Linked DNA regions of Homo sapiens: region 1 is linked to region 2. A link is an interaction called in ENCODE POLR2A ChIA-PET data of the cell type or tissue named here. Cell type or tissue: A673. All regions are shown on one strand.

The links. Peaks named below come from ENCODE experiments on the same cell type or tissue, not always from the same donor. Only the 100,000 strongest peaks of a DNase experiment are listed, where the experiment ranks them.
Region 1: POLR2A ChIA-PET joins it to region 2 with 9 read pairs; 2 of 35 experiments call an interaction of 5 or more read pairs at or near these places.

What each region holds. Positions count from the first base shown.
Region 1 is chr12:132,056,582-132,064,581 of GRCh38, reverse strand. EP400 (E1A binding protein p400) reads right to left here. Exons shown (of 53, transcript NM_015409.5): 46 at 2,259-2,472; 47 at 1,881-2,116. Among named protein-coding and RNA genes, the nearest start is that of SNORA49, 29 kb to the right of the region's middle. In A673, no CTCF peak of the experiment used is centred here; no DNase peak of the experiment used is centred here.
Region 2 is chr12:131,855,929-131,863,928 of GRCh38, reverse strand. It overlaps LOC124903058 (a long non-coding RNA gene), which reads right to left and starts at 2,738. Exons shown (of 2, transcript XR_007063537.1): 1 at 773-2,738. RefSeq lists enhancers at 574-1,237, 3,131-3,425, 7,444-7,995. In A673, no CTCF peak of the experiment used is centred here; DNase peaks (open chromatin) are centred at 798 and 3,308; H3K27ac peaks cover 1,210 bases.

The DNA of each region.
Region 1 (8,000 bases), 200 kb before region 2:
CTGCCCATTAAATACCAAAGCAGACACCTGCTACCGTGCAGCATCCAGACCGCCTTCCATGGGCTGCCCAGTATCTTCCAGGTGTTCATTTATTAAAAATGTGCATTCGTCGGTGAAAACTACAAACACGGATTCTGACTGATAAGTTCATAGCAAAAAGAATTCTATTATCCTCACAAACAAGTCGATTTAAATCTGTAGCACCAACCAAACTTATTTGAAGTTCAAAAAACATTTTAAGAAAAAATTTTTTAAGAAAACCTATACTGAGTTGATCATGACTATCAAGTCTCTTTTGAAATGCTGGAAGTGAACTGGTTTTGAAATGGATTTGGGAGAGGGCAGAGTGAGGAACGAAGGAGACAGGCAAACAGCTGGCACACAGAGCTCCTGGCAGCCAAGGCTGGGTGGCAGCCTTGATGTTGACGGCACTGGTGTCTCAGTGGTTGAACCGGGGCAGGTGACAAGGCACCTGTGTGGCTGTAGGCCGGGGGGTCATCAGTGGTTGAACCGGGGCAGGTGACAAGGCACCTGTGTGGCTGTGGGCCGGGGGGGGGTCATCAGTGGTTGAACCGGGGCAGGTGACAAGGTACCTGTGTGGCTGTGGGCCGGGGGGGTCAAAGCCCGGCTCTGACTCCCTGACAGTTGCCTCTGCTGGGCCTGGGACTCTTGAGCACAGCATTCTAATTCAGCACTGTCCAGTGGCACGTCCCGCAGGATACAAGTGGGCTAGGCGGGGGCTGCCCAGGGTGGTAGCCACAGCCACATATGGCCATGCAGCCCTCGAGGGATGGCTGGTGTGACAGGAACAGGATAAGCTCAATGTCTAAATTCCACCGACAGCCCTCCCGACAGCCCCAGGAGGGGCCCTCAGCTGAGTGTGCGTCTCCTGCAGCCCACTTCCTCCCTTCCAGACCACGGAGAGGCCCAGACTCAAGCACTCCGGCAGGCCCAACAGTGAGCTGAAACTTCAAAATATTGTCTTGTCTTTATTCCGTATGTGTCTCTGGTTACTTTCTATGACAAGTATTAATGATTTTTCATTTATGGTAGGACATAACATTTCCTTTTTTTTTCCTTTGAGACACAGTCTTGTTCTGTTGCCCAGGCTGGAGTGCAGTGGCACAATCTCGGCTCACTGCAACCTCTGCCTTCCAGGTTCAAGCGATTCTTGGGCCTCAGCTGGGATTACAGGCACCCGCCACCACGTCCGGCTAATTTTTGTATTTCTAGTAGAGACGGGGATTTGCCATGTTGACCAGGCTGGTCTCGAACTCCTGACCTTAAATGCTCTGCCCGCCTTGGCCTCCCAAAGTGCTGGGATTATAGGCGTGAGCCACTGTGTCCGGCCCAACATTTCCTTTGAAAATGAATATATTTACATAAAGAACAGCAAAGCTGGTACAGAGGTTAGCAAAAATCAGGTACATCAGTACTCCAATGACCACCTTTGAGAAACAGTACCGCACGTGAACCACATCGAAACAAACCCAGGGTCCATCGCCTGCTCTCCCAACACTGCTGAGGAATATCTTCTCACCAGCACTTTCTCTGGTCCAGAACCACACCAAGCGGGCCTAGAGACTGATGCTGAACACAAGGCACAAGACGCCTAAGCAAGAAGACGCATTTGCACGCTGGGTGTTAATGTCTCCAAAGTGCTCTGAATAAGCTGTAAGACTTCTCTAAGGCATGATCAAAGTGTTATGACATGGGAAATTTTAGACCAATAAAACGAAGCACGCGTCCTACATAAAGGCAGTGCTAGACGTTTGCAAAATACACTCTGGACTGCACCATGCAAGCAGGCACCGTCTCACAGACGCTGGGCTGACTGACCGCAAGACGCACACGTTCATGGTCCTCTGGGAAATGCTCACCGGCGTCAGCTTGCCCACAGCTTTGATCTGTGCTGGGGACTGGGCCTGGCCCTGGATCTGTGGAACTTGCACCTGAGAGGTCGTCGTCGTCTGTTGCTGCTGCTGCTGTTGCTGCTGCTGCTGCTGCTGCTGCTGCTGCTGCTGCTGCTGCTGTTGTTGCTGCTGCTGCTGCTGCTGCCTGAGAAGCTGGAAATGTGCAGGTGTGATGGTTTTTCCAGGGAGCTGAACTCCTGTGGCTATGAAGAGGTTTGCTCATTAGGTCTGGACAGGGATACTCGCCCACCTTCAGATCCTCATTCTCAGACAGCAAGCAGCAGCTGAGCCCTCACACGCGCCAGAGCAGACGTGTGGCAGAGAAAGCTCCCAGCCTGGCTTTACCTTGGGACACTTGGGGCACCAAAGACCGTGCCGGGGTCTGCACTGGGGTCAGGTTGGTAGTGACCACGGCCGAGGCTGTCACAGAAGTGACCGCTCGAACACCCTGAGTCGTTGCCATGGACACCAGGTCAGGGGTCGCCGTGGCTGGGGAGCCGACTGCCCGTGGCGGGGGCTGGGTGTGCACCACCTGGGCGGGAGCAGAGCCTCCCGGCGTCTAGAAAAGGCAAACAGAGGACCTCATCAAATATTTCACACAGCACTCAGGGCTGTTCACACTCAGAGCAGGGAAGACAAGAGCACCCAACTTCAGAGGCGAAACAAGTGAAACACACGCTAGAGTTCAGTCTTTTGAAAACTGCTGATTTCATGTGTAAATTCACAAGCAAGTGCCCTGAGCAATGGTTTCTCCCAGCAGATCACATCACCCACAGAAACACGCTTCAGATGGCGGCACGCCCGTGCACATGCTGGAAAGGCCGTCCTGTCCCTCCCTCTCCGCACAAAGACCTCTTGGTCCCCAGGAACGTAACGACTGTCCTTGAGGCACCCATGCTACCCACAAACACACAGCCCACAGTCCTGGCTCTCTACCACTGTCCCCATCTGTGCTGAAACTACAGCCCTGAGTGTCTCACCATGTGCGTGGGGTCTTGTGGCATCTTACCTTCATCTTGCCTAAAATTCAGAGCATCCTCACTGTGCCCTGCAGTCCACTCTGGCCCGCAGGCAGAAGTGGCAGCCAGAGTGGTCCCCTCACCCTATCCCACCTTGCCTCACCGTCCTTCCTTGTCCCACCATAAACTGGAAGGCAAACGCAATCATGCCACCTCTGCAGTGTCCCTCCAGCTGACCTCTGCCAGCTCCCTTGGTTCCGAAGTGCAGTGTATTTTTAGTTTCTCTTGATCCTTTTATGTCTCATTGCTTACGCATTTGGATGGAAATCTAGCGTGTTACTCCATGTTTTCCATTCCACCCAGCTGCTGTATGTTTCTTTTCATCTCCTTCCTTGCCTCCTCTCAGATGACTCTTTCCTCACCAATGTCCCTGCCACAGTTGGGAGCAACTCGCTCTGCTCTCATTCTTCTGGTGGCTGGTCTGGAATTACCACGGATGCTTGCCAAAGTCTAAATACTCCATGCTTTTCCTAAACAGTAACGAGATCTGTGCACATTTCAGCCCCTCTGCCCCTTCCCCAGCTTGCATGTTATTGTCCTGTGTATTTATTTCCTCTTTCTAACCCCAGTGAGCTCCTGCGTTCATCCATGAGTCTACCTTGTTACCACTTCCAGCTGGGAACACCTTTCTTCTGCTTAAAGCATATCATTCAGTGAAGGTCCAAAGTTGAAAATGTCTTTATTTTGCCCTTGTTTTTTTTTGTTTTGTTTTGTTTTTTGTTTTTTTTTTTTTTTGAGACGGAGTCTTGCTCTCGTTGCCCAGGCTGCACTGCAATGGCGCAATCTTGGCTCACCGCAACCTCTGCCTCCCAGGTTCAAGCAATTCTCCTGCCTCAGCCTCCTGAATAGCTGGCATTACAGGCATGTGCCACCACGCCCAGCTAATTTTGTAATTTTGGTAGAGATGGGGTTTCTCCATGTTGGTCAGGCTGGTCTGGAACTCCCAACCTCAGATCTGCCCGCCTCGGCCTCCCAAAGTGCTGGGATTATAGGTGTGGGCCACCACACCCGGCCTCCCTTGTTCTTTAAGATATCTCCAAGAGATGCAGAGCCCTAGGCTGGCAGCAACTTTCTTTCCCTGGCACGACAACGACCCCCGCTGGCTCCCGGCCTCACTGCTGCTGCTGACAAGTGAGCCGCTCCACCTCTGAAGGCAATCTGTCTTTTCCTATGGCTGCTTGAAAGACCTCTTGGTCACTAGCATTATGCAGACGTGGTTCCTTTTTCTCATCCTTGACTGGGATTAGACTTTCTACATATACGCATCAGTGTCATTAGTAAGTTCTCAAAAACTATTCTGTCTTCAAATATTGACTCTGCTCAATTTTCTGTCTGATAGTCAGTGACTACCTATCAGGCCCTGTCACCATGTCCTCCATGTGTCATCTTGTCATCCCATGTTGTGTGTAGGATGTCTTCTGATTTTTGCCTCCACTTCCCTCATTTTCTCCTCAATTGTGTGATATTAAGCCCATTCTTAAGTTTGGGTTGTTTCCCCCAGTTTTGGTAATCAGACTTTTCTAAAAGTTCTCTATATACTTTCTAAACATAGTTTCCTGCTTACAGATATTCAGATACTCTCAATCTTCTATTTCCTTAAAATAGAAAGCATAACTTTTTTTTTTTTTTAACGGAGTCTCGCTCTGTCACCCAGGCTGGAGAGCAATGGTGTGATCTTGGCTCACTGCAACCTCCGCCTCCCGGGTTCAAGCAATTCTCCTGCCTCAGCCTCCCGAGTAGCTGGGACTACACACGCGTGCCACCACACCTGGCTGATTTTTTTTTTTTTGTATTTTCTGTAGACACGGGGTTTCACCGTGTTAGCCAGAATGGTCTCTTATCTCCTGACCTCGTGATCCGCCCGCCTTGGCCTCCCAAGATGCTGGGATTACAGGCGTTGAGACACCACGCCCAGCCTGAAAGCCTAACCTTTAAAATCTAAACCTGATAATCCCAATATCGCACATCTTTACAGGCCTATCCAGTGTCTGTCATTCCGCTGATTCTCACTCATAATGCCTTCTCTTCTCTGTTTAGTTATTTTGTATTCTATTGTATTGTACTGTATTATACTAGAAAACTATTTGTGGAGATTCTCAGAAGTCAAGAAAGCACAATCCTCCAGAGAGAATCTGCATTTGCTCCAGGTCAGCTGCCCAGGAACATGCCCACTGAAGCAGGTAGACTTCACTTGATGTGAGGGAGTGCGGGAGACACTTTTAAGGTAATATCGACTTGAGCTGCAAACTACCCTGTGGTTTCAACCTCTCGGGGGCCGTCCCCACCATGCTCCACTACTCAATCCAAGGGCTACTCTTCTTTTGACCCCTGAAGGCCAAGGGCAGATGGATTCTGCTTCTGGTTCACTCCTGCTCTAAAGGTTTAGCCACCTGGGGCCCTACCTCGGTGTATCAATAGTTTCCTTTTTAGATTCTCCACCTTGGCCCAGCCTTGGACTTGAATTCAAGTTCCCTCATTCCACAAGCTGAAATTTATTTTCAAGGCAAACATGACTTCAGTGAATCCTATTTCTTTCTCTGAGTTTCTTCCCTCCCTTAGATTTGGGCCTGATAATTAATTATTCTTGTCAATTCCTTGAAGCTTTAAAAATTTTTATCCAATAACTTCAGTTCTTTTCATTAAGAGGTGGTATAAAAATAACTTAACTCATCTTGTTACCAGAAACAGAAGTCATCCTTTTCTGGACTCCTTAAACAGTTTTCGCATCCCAACTATTCAGGAAGCTGAGGTGGGAGGATTGCTTCAGCCTGTGAGTGTGAGGCTGCAGTGAGCTGTGATTGTACCCCTGCACTCCAGCCAGAGCAACAGCAAGATGCTGTCGCAAAAAAAAAAAAAAAGGAAGAAATCGTTTTTCTCCTTAGCCTCTTCTACTCTAATCAATTCTACATACGTAGGAGCACGTTAATTTTCCTAGAACTTCTCTCTGCTCTAAGACCGTTAAGGGCTCCCCACTGCCTGGTGAATAAAATCCATAGTCTAGGCTGGGCGCGGTGGCTCACGCCTGTAACCCCAGCACTTTGGGAGGCTGAGGTGGGTGGATCACGAGATCAGGAGTTCAAGACCAGCCAGGCCAAGATGGTGAAACCCCGTCTCTACCAAAAATACAAAAATTAGCCAGGTACGGTGGCGGGCACCTGTAATCCCAGCTACTCAGGAGGCTGAGGCAGAATAACCTGAACCCAGGAGGCGGAGGTTGCAGTGAGCCGAGATCGCACCACTGCACTTTAGCCTGGGTGACAGGGAGAGACTCTGTCTCAAAAAAAAAAAAAAAAAAATCCAATCTTTAGCCCAATATCCAAAGCCCAGTACAATCTAGCCTCAATATTACAAAGTGCCAAGCACACAGAAGCCACTCAATAAAAACTTTTTAAAGGCAGGGAACCACTGTTTCTCTGTTAATATCTTTTGTGTTCCATTCAAACAGAACAACATGCCATTCTCCATGCACGCCATTCCCTTCCCCTCAGACCCTCCGCTCACAAGACTGGCCCTGCATTCAGAAGGGCCAGTTCTGTGGATGACGTACTTCCTGTCCTCCTGAAGCCCAACATCACTTTCTCCTGAAAGCCTTCTCTGAGTCCCCCGAGTACAATCACACATGTCCACCACTGCTATCTGCACCTCTCTCATGTTCCAGCCACAGCACTACAAGGCCCCCATGAAAGCACACTGTGTCTTGGGCCCACAGTGCCAGGAAGAATGTCTTGTCCATTAAGAGCCACTCAAAAATATGTCGTGAATGAAATGCTTTACATTTTAAAATACCACAAAGAACAGGTCTTTTTCAAAATAAAACGCTAAATGCAGTGATTCTGGCTTGGTACCCTCATAGAAACAGTGGTATTGGTCATACGGGATGTTCCAAACGCCTCAGGCCTAACAGCTTCTGCTATCTACTGCAGTGACAGAGCCTGAAGTTGTTTACTGCAAAGCAGAAAGAAAAGTGAAATAATCTTAAAGTCACATACTAGAAAAACTGTGTGTATATATATTCTACTGCTTAAGAGTGTTTTAGAGGGATTTATTGAAGGGTAATTTACAGAGTACAATATATGGTTCTACGAATTCTGACGGACACATTATCATCACGTAGCTACTGCCATGACCCCACCACTCCCAACGTTCTCGAATTCCTCTCCGTAGTGGAGCCCCTCCCGCATCTGGCAATCATTCATCTGTTTTCTGTTATTGAAACGGAGTCATACAGCATATGAAGCTTTCTGAAACTGTTCACTTAGCTGCAAAATGCATCTGAGAGTCCTCCATGGAGATGTATGTCTCGGGCATTCATTCTTTTGTATTGCTTGGTAGGACTGGGCTGTATGAATGTACCATGGTTTATCAGCCCATTCACCAGCTGAAGGGCATTTAGGCTGTTTTCTTTTTGAGCAATCCTGAATAAAGCCACTATAAACATTGGTGTTGAGGGTTCTTGTTCTGGCGTTTTCACTTCTCTTGGGGAAGTACCTAGCAGCAGAACTGCGAAGCTGCATGGTAAGAGTAGGCTTGGTTTTATAAGAAACTGTTTTAGGAAGCGACTGTGGACTCTGCATTCCCACAACCTTGTGAGAGGGTCCTCGCTGCTTCCATGACTGCCAGCCTTCTGTTTCTGAAGCCACTCTCCCAGGCACATGGTGGTGTATCACTGTGGTTGTAAAAATCTGCATTCCCCTGATGACTCATGGCGTTGCACACCTTTTCAGGTATTTATCTGTTATTCTTCTAGCTTCTTGGTGAAGTGACTGCTGCATCTTCTGCCCATTTTATACAGTTGCTTGTTTTCTTACTACTGAGTTGAAGAATCTTTATATTTTCTCCCAGTCTATGCTTTTCGTTTTCTTACTATTTCTCAAGGAGCAGAAGTCCTTAATTTTGATGACGCCTAACGTATTAACTTTTCTTCAGGATTCACAGGCTTCTGGTATCCTAAGAAATCTCTGCCTAAACCAAAGTAGCACAGATTTTCTCCTAGAAATGCTACTGTTTTGGCTTACAGTGTAGTTTTTGCTTTTACATGCAGGCCTGTGATCCACCTGGAGTGCCTTTC
Region 2 (8,000 bases):
CATGGCATCGTTATGACCCTGTGAAATAAAACAGACATCTGTCCTGGCCGGCTGCTGTGGAAATGCTCTGTTTTCCAAATGCACAAAGCACTCATCTCAGATGCTCTGAGTGGGCCGTCTTGATCTTGCTGACAGGTTAGAAGCTTTGGTGCAGGCGCTGAATCGACCCACCTAAGATGCCAGCCCTGGCAGGGGGTTGCTTGGCCACAGAGCAGCAGGGGCCTGCGCGGTCCTGTGTTCCCCTCTATGCTCTCGGCCCAAGTGTCCCCTCCTCAGACCCCAGCCACTCTCGTGACCCCTAGGAGCCAGGTGCAGCCCGACCTCACTCCTGAGTCCCTCGCCCAGGCAACCTCTGGACCTATAGGAACACAGGGGTGAGGGTGGGGCCTTTGGAACCCCTTCACCTCCCAGGCCCCCAGACAGCCTCCAGGCCTGGGGTCTCACACCCAAGTGCCTTCAGAGAGGAGGAGAGCTTGCGAAATCCCTCCAGCCCCAGGCAAAGGCGGTTCTGTGCATTTATGCTTTTGAGCAACAAAGCCGCCCCCGCAGGCTCGTGGGTAAAAACTCCCCTGCTCCAGCCTAGAGGTCTGGGGTCAGCTGGGGAGGCCCAGCCCCTTCACCCCTCCCTCCCCACTTCACCCTCCCTCCCCTTTCACCCTTCCCTACCCCCTTCACCCCTCCCCCGACCCTTCACCCCTCCCTCCCCAGGCACGACTGCTGAGTCAGCAAAGACAGCCGGGTGTGTGGCAGCCCTAGTCATCATCCCCCAAACCTGGCAGCAACCGGGACGCCCTGCAGTCGGTGAGTGGGTGGGTCAGCGGGGTGCATCCAGACAGTGGGACTCTATTCAATACCAAGAGGAAAAGAGCTTCCAAACTCTGAAGACACAGAAGAAATGACAATGCACGTTACTAAGTGAAAGAAGCCGCCTGCAAAGGCCACAGACGATGATTCCAACTGTCGGACAAGCTGGGAAAGGCCAAACCCTGGAGGCAGGAAAAGAGCAGTGGTTGCCAGCGGGTGGGATGAATAGAGGGGTGAATGGGAGATATGGGGACAGTGAAACTGCCCCATGTGATGGCACCACGGTGATCTGTGTCCTCTTCCATTTGCCCAAACCCACAGCATGCACAGCGCCAAGAGTGAGTCCCAACGTGAACTGCGGACTCCGGGTGATAACGACTGTCAGAGCAGGGCTACCGTGGGTGGCCAGCTGATGGCGGGGGGCTGTGTGTGCGGGAGACACACGGAACTCCCTCTACCTTCTGCTCAATTTTGCAGTGAAACCAAAACTGTTCTAAAAAATATAGTCTTAGCTGGTTGCGGTGGCTCACGCCTGTCATCCCAGCACTTTGGGAGGTTGAGGCAGGAAGAACACTTGAGCCCAGGGGTTTAAGACCAGCCTGGGCAACAGAGGGAGACCCCATCTCTAGCAAAATAAAAATAAAAAATTAGCCAGGTGCAGTGGCACAGGCCTGTACAGTCCCAGCTACTCAGGAGGCCAAGGCAGGAGGAGTGCTTGAGCCCAGGAGGTCGGGGCTGCAGTGAGCCATGAGGCTGCCACTGCACTCCAGCCTGGGCAGCAGAGCGAGCCCAGCCCCTGCCTCCAGAGTGCCCCCTGCCCACTGTCACGCTGGCCTCCCCTCCCCACCATCCTCCTGTCGATAACTTGGTGAGGTGCAGGGGGTGTGCCCTGACCCTGGGGACCTGTGGCCTGAGTTTGAATCTTTGCTCTGTCTACTGGAGCTGTGGACCCTGAACTTTGGCCTCTTTTTGTTTCCCCAACCTGAGGCCTTGCACTAGCTGTTCCCTCTGCCCAAGTGCTCACCCCATCATGCAAGTCCTAGCTCAAATGCCACCTCCTCCAGGAAGCCCTCACTGACCACCCAGCTAAAGTGCCCCTACATCCACCTTGACCCCAACTATCTAAGTCTCATGTCAGTTATACCAGAGGTGACTTCCTCACTTGCTCTCTTCTCCCTCCGACTGTCCGATGGCTCCTCAGAGTCCCTGAGATGGCAGGAAAGCCCGGTCCCCTGGCAGCCTTGGATGAGGGGATTCAGAGCCCCTGGCGCACCCCAGACCTGTTCTGGGGCACCTAACCCGGTGGGAGATGGAAGTGCAGGGCCCAGCCCACCCAAGCATCATTGCCAATTCTGGTTCACAAAGCACTCTCCAGCCCCAGCCTGGATGGGTTCTGTGACATGCTGTGCAGCTGAGCTTCGTAGCAATACTTAACTGCTTTCCTTCCAACCTGGGTGCCGTCCACAACACACCCACCATTAACTTGGTTTTTTAGAGGCAGGGTCTTGCTCTGTTGTCCAGGCTGGATCACAGCTCACTGCAGCCTCAATCTCCATGCTCAAGTGATCCTCCCGCCTCAGCCTCCTGAGTAGCTGGGACTACAGGTGCACACCACCACTCCTGGCTAATTTAAATTTTTTTAGGGACAGGGTCTCACCATGTTGCCCAGGCTGGTCTTGAACTCCTGGGCTCAAGTGATCCTCCAGCCTGGGCCTCCCAAAGTGCTGGGTTGAGAGGCGTGAGCCTCCACCATTCACGTATGTGCCAGTAGGAAGCACACAATGTTGCTAGTTGAACTTCTACTCTGTCCATTTTAAGACACATGCTGATTTCACGTGAGAAGATGCGCATCAGAGACATGGTGAACACGGTCAGAACGAGCAACTCCCCTGTTGCATCCACTGTGTGCCTGGCATGGCTCCCCACATGCGTGTGGCTTCCTCCTGCAACCCCACAGACAGGGTAGATGCCACCACACCCAGTTTACAGATCAGAGACACTCGCTGGGCACCACCCTGTGAGTTCATGATAGAAATGCGCCTGATGCTCCAAGCGCCTGTAAACAGACCCTGGGAAGGGAGGGATCGCTGGAGGCTGTGGTCAGGGCTGGGCCCCCAGGCAGGGCAGAGTCCAGGCTGACCGGGGCAGGTCATGCTGCCAGACAGCCGTGGATTGCATCAGGGGCCCGGCTGCCACGGTGGCCTGGAGATCCCCAGGGCGTCCTGGGTGATGCAACCAGGGCGAGGCCGGCCTCAGCCTGCCTTGAGGGGTGCAGGAGCCCCAGAGCCGGGCTCATGCATCCCTGCTCCCTCCCTCCCTCTTCCCTCACATCCCAGGTCCTCCCCAGCCGGGAGACCACCTTTCCTCTGCGCGTCCTTTGGTTTCTCTTTGTGCTTGGGAAACGAGTGTTGTGACAACTAAAAGCTGCTGTGTCACCTCTCCCAGAGGCCAGCCCACCGCTCCGCTGCCTTGTTTAGTGCATTATTATTTAAACAAATGGGCCTGGCTGTGTTCCAGGGAAGGTTGATTGATTCATGCAACAGGCTGCAGGGATCCTCCTGTGGCCCCAGGACCTAGCTTGGCTGAGACCGATTGGATTAGTTTTGATCTTTCTTTCCTTTCTTTCCTTCTTTTCTTTTGTTTTCTCTTTCTTTTCTTCTCTTTCTTTTCTTTCTCTCTCTCTTTCTTTTCTTTCTTTTTAAATGAGTGATTTTTTTCTTTTCCTTTTTTTTTGGAGTCTCGCTGTGTCGCCCAGGCTGGAGTGCAGTGGCGTGATCTCGGCTCACTGCAAGCTCCGCCTCCTGGGTTCACGCCATTCTCTCGCCTCAGCCTCCCATGTAGCTGGGGCTACAGAGGCCTGCCACCACGCCCAGATAATTTTGTTTTTGTACTTTTAGTAGAGACAGGGTTTCACCGTGTTAGCCAGGATGGTCTCCATCTCCTGACCTCGTGATCCACCCACCTCGGCCTCCCAAAGTGCTGGGACTACAGGCGTGAGCCACTGCGCCCGGCCTGTGTTTTATTCTTTTGTTTGAGTCAGAGTCTCTCGCTGACACTCAGGCTGGAGTGCAGTAGCACAATCTCAGCTCACTGCAACCTCCACCTCCTGGGCTCAAGCGATTCCCCCGCCTTAGCTTCCTGAGTAGCTGGGATTACAGGTGCCCACCACATCCAGCTAGCTTGCGTTTGTTTTGTTTTTTTTTGAGATGGAGTTTCGCTCTTGTTGCCCAGGCTGGAGTGCAGTGGCGTGATCTCGGCTCACTGCAACCTCCGCCTCCCAGTTTCAAGCGATTCTCCTGCCTCAGCCTCCTGAGTAGCTGGGATTATAGGCGCTCACCAGCATGCCTGGCTAATTTATTTTTTATTTTATTTATTTATTTATTTTTGAGATGGAATCTCACTCTGTGGCCCAGGCTGGAGTGCAGTGGTACGATCTCAGCTCACTGCAACCTCCGTCTCCCAGGTTCACGCAATTCTCCTGCCTCAGCCTCCCGAGTAGCTGGAATTATAGGCATGTGCCACCACGCCAGGCTAATTTTTGTATTTTTAGTAGAAACAGGGTTTCACCATGTTGGCCAGGCTGGTCTCGAACTCCTGACCTCAAGTGATCCACCTGTCTCAGCCTCCCAAAGTGCTGAGATTACAGGCGTGAGCCACTGTGCCCAGCCTATTCTTTAGTATTTAACAGAATGCAGGACAAGTCACATATCAATGATTCGTTACTTTACACACAGGGAGTCTTCTGTTATACAACTGGTTGTGAACACCCAGAACAAAGCTCTTACAGCCTTTAGATGGCCAAAGAAATTCTCAAAGCCTGGGCATGTCTGAAAAGACTTCAACCACATCTTTTAAAAAACATAGACTCTCAGTCGGGTGCGGTGGCTCACACCTGCAATCCCAGCACTTTGGGAGGCCGATGCGGGCGGATCACGAGGTCAGGAGTTTGAGAATAGCCTGACCAACATGGGGAAACCCTGTCTCTACTGAAAATACAAAAATTAGCCAGGCTTGGTGGTGCGCAGCTGTAATCCCAGCTACTCGGGAGGCTGAGGCAGGACAATCGCTTGAACCCGGGAGGCGGAGGTTGCCGTGAGCCGAGATTGTGCCACTGCACCCCAGCCTAGGTGACAGAGCAAGACTCCATCTGAAACAAAACAAAACAAAAATAACATACACTCTCTCCCCGTTTCAGAGGACTGGGTGGAGGCTATGTCCGCCTCCCCTGGAAGCCCTCAAGGACCCACAGAAGTCTCGAGCCTGCCAGTGTGCAGCGGGGGACACAGATCCGCCCTCTGCACCGGGAGCATCATGTGAAGTCTAAGAAAGCCCTGCAGGACCAGCCGTCTCACACTTGTCGTGGAAAATCCCATCAGCACACCTCTGACTCCCACGTGGGAATCACCAGGCCATCACCATCAAACCGCCCTCCCGCAGGCAAAAACGGCAAACGCAGCCCTCCCATGCTCAAGGGAGGTCTCATCGCTCTGCCATAGTCCTCACAAATCTCCAAATACAACCAAGATGTGTCTCCCTCACAGCCCTCGTCCAAGCCACTGTCTCTCCCTGGCAAATCCCAGCCCTGCACCCTCACTGGCCCCACGTCCACCCATTCTCAGAACGGCAGTCAGATGGACCTGCAGAACCTCCGTCTCATCAGGCCCCACTCTGCCCAAAACCCTCCCGTGGCTCCCCTGAGCCCGCACAGTAAACACAGAAATCCCTGACACCCCAGCGTCTCCTCAGACTCTCCAGAGCACCCAGCACATCCCTGAAGCACCCAGGGCCTCCCCAGAGCATTCAGCACCCAGGGCTTCCTCCGAGCACCCAGCACCCAGGGCCTCCCCAGAGCACCCAGCACCTTCCTAGAGTACCCAGCACCTCCCTAGAGCACCCAGCACCTCCCCACAGCACCCAGCACCGCCCCAGAGCACCTAGCACCACCGCACAGTACCCAGCACCTCCCCAGAGCACTGTTCCAGAGTACCCAGTACCTTCCTAGAGTACCCAGCACCTTCCTAGAGTACCCAGCATCAGGCAGAACACCCAGCATGACCCAGAGCACCCAGGAGCACCTCAGAGTACCCAGCACCTCCCCAGAGCACTCAGAACCTCCCCACAGCACCCAGCATCATCCCCAGAGCACCCAGCACCTCCCCAGAGCATCCAGCACCACCCCAGAGTACCCATCACCTCCCCAGAGCACTGCCTCAGAGTACCCAGCATCTTCCCAGAGCACCCAGAACCGCCCCAGAGTACCCAGCACCTCCCCAAAGCACCCAGCACCAACCCAGAGCACCCACCACTTCCCCAGAGAACTCAGTACCTCTCCAGAGCACCCAGCACCTCCTCACAGCACCCACCACCACCACAGAGCACCCACCACTGCCCCAGAGCACCCAGCACACAGCACCTCCCCAGAGCACCCAGTACCTCCCCAGAGTACCTAGCACCTCCCCAGAGCACCCAGCACACAGCACCTCCCCAGAGCACCCAGCACCTCCCAGAGCACCCAGCGATCTCCAGAGCACCCAACACCACTGGCTGCAGGGCCTGTGTGCAGCCTCCTTCAGCTCCTGCAGGCTCGGCTTCCCTCCTCGACAAACACCGCCCCCCTGCCTCATTTTCCTACCAACATCTGATCACTGCACACTCCACCCACGGGTGACACACTCTCACAGGTACAGCCCCATCTGCTTGGCTGCCTTTTTTCCCCACTGGAATACAGGAAGATTTACAGAAGATTTCACAAGATTAAGGATTTGGCCTGTTTGGTTCAAGGCTGTGGCCCCAGCACCTGGAACAGTGCCTGTGGCTTAATAGGTGTTCGTTGAGCAAATAAAGAGTGACAGAAGGCCGGGCGTGGTGGCTCACACCTGTAATCCCAGCACTTTGGGAGGCCGAGGTGGGTGGATCACTTGAGGTCAGAAGTTCAAGACCAGCCTGGCCAACATGGTGAAAGCTTCTCTACTAAAAATACAAAAATTAGCCAGGCGTGGTGGCCTGTGCCTGTAATCCTAGGTACTCAGGAGGCCGAGGCAGGAAAATGGCTTGAACCCGGGAGGCGGAGGTTGCAGTGAGCCGAGATCACACCACTGCACTCCAGCCTGGGTGACAGAGCAAGGCTCCGTCTAAAAAAAAAGAGTGACAGAAATGCAGGCACCTGCATGGCACCAGCCGAGTGCTGGGAGGAGCCCAGGCCCCATGGAGGCTCCTGCCAGAGCCAGCGCCAACTGCCATACGACAGGAGCAAGCCAGGCCCCCCACCATGGTGCAAGTGCAGGGGAGACCAGCGGCGGAGGCCAGGCAACCTCCAGAGAGAGGGAGGGAGACAGAGAGACAGAGAGAGAGACAGGGACAGGGAGATAGAGAGAGACAGATGCAGAGACAGAGACATAGAGTCAGAGACAGGCAGAGACAAGGAGAGACAGAGACAGAGAGACAGGGAGAGGGACAGAGAGAGAGAGACAGAGAGACAGAGACAGGGAGAGAGACAGAGACAGGGAGAGGGACAGAGATAGAGACAGAGAGACAGAGACAGATGGGGAGACAGAGATATAGAGACAGAGAGGCAGAGGCAAGGAGAGACAGAGACAGAGAGGCACAGAGAGAGAGAGTCAGGGAGAGAGACAGAGATAGAGACAGAGAGACAGAGACAGGGAGGGAGACAGAGAGAGACAGGGACAGGGAGAGAGACAGATGGAGAGACAGAGATATAGAGACAGAGACAGGCAGAGACAAGGAGAGACAGACAGGGAGAGAGACAGAGAGACAAGAGACAGGGAGAGGGACAGAGATACAGAGAGACAAGGAGAGAGAAAGATAGAGACTGAGTTGGAGAGACAGACAGAGATACAGACAGAGACAGAGAGAGGCAGAGACAGAGAAACAGACTGGGGGTGACAGAGCGAGCGAGAAGGCAAGGATCCTGCTGCTGTTAAGTGGAGAAGCCGTGGGGGTCCTGTCCTGCAGTCACGGTGGAAGGACCCTGACCCGGTGGAGGTGGAGAGTGTGGCCAGCAGTGGCTCTGTCTCCTCGGCTCCTCCCATTTCTCAGCCGCAGCGGGGGTCCTGCCTGCCTGGCCTGGGCTCAGGGGGGCGGGGTGCAGAGCCACCCTGGCCCATCACAGCTTGGGGTGAAGCAGCCCAGAGCCAGCCGCCCCGCTGCAGCCACGGCGCCCTAAAAACGGCCCGGGA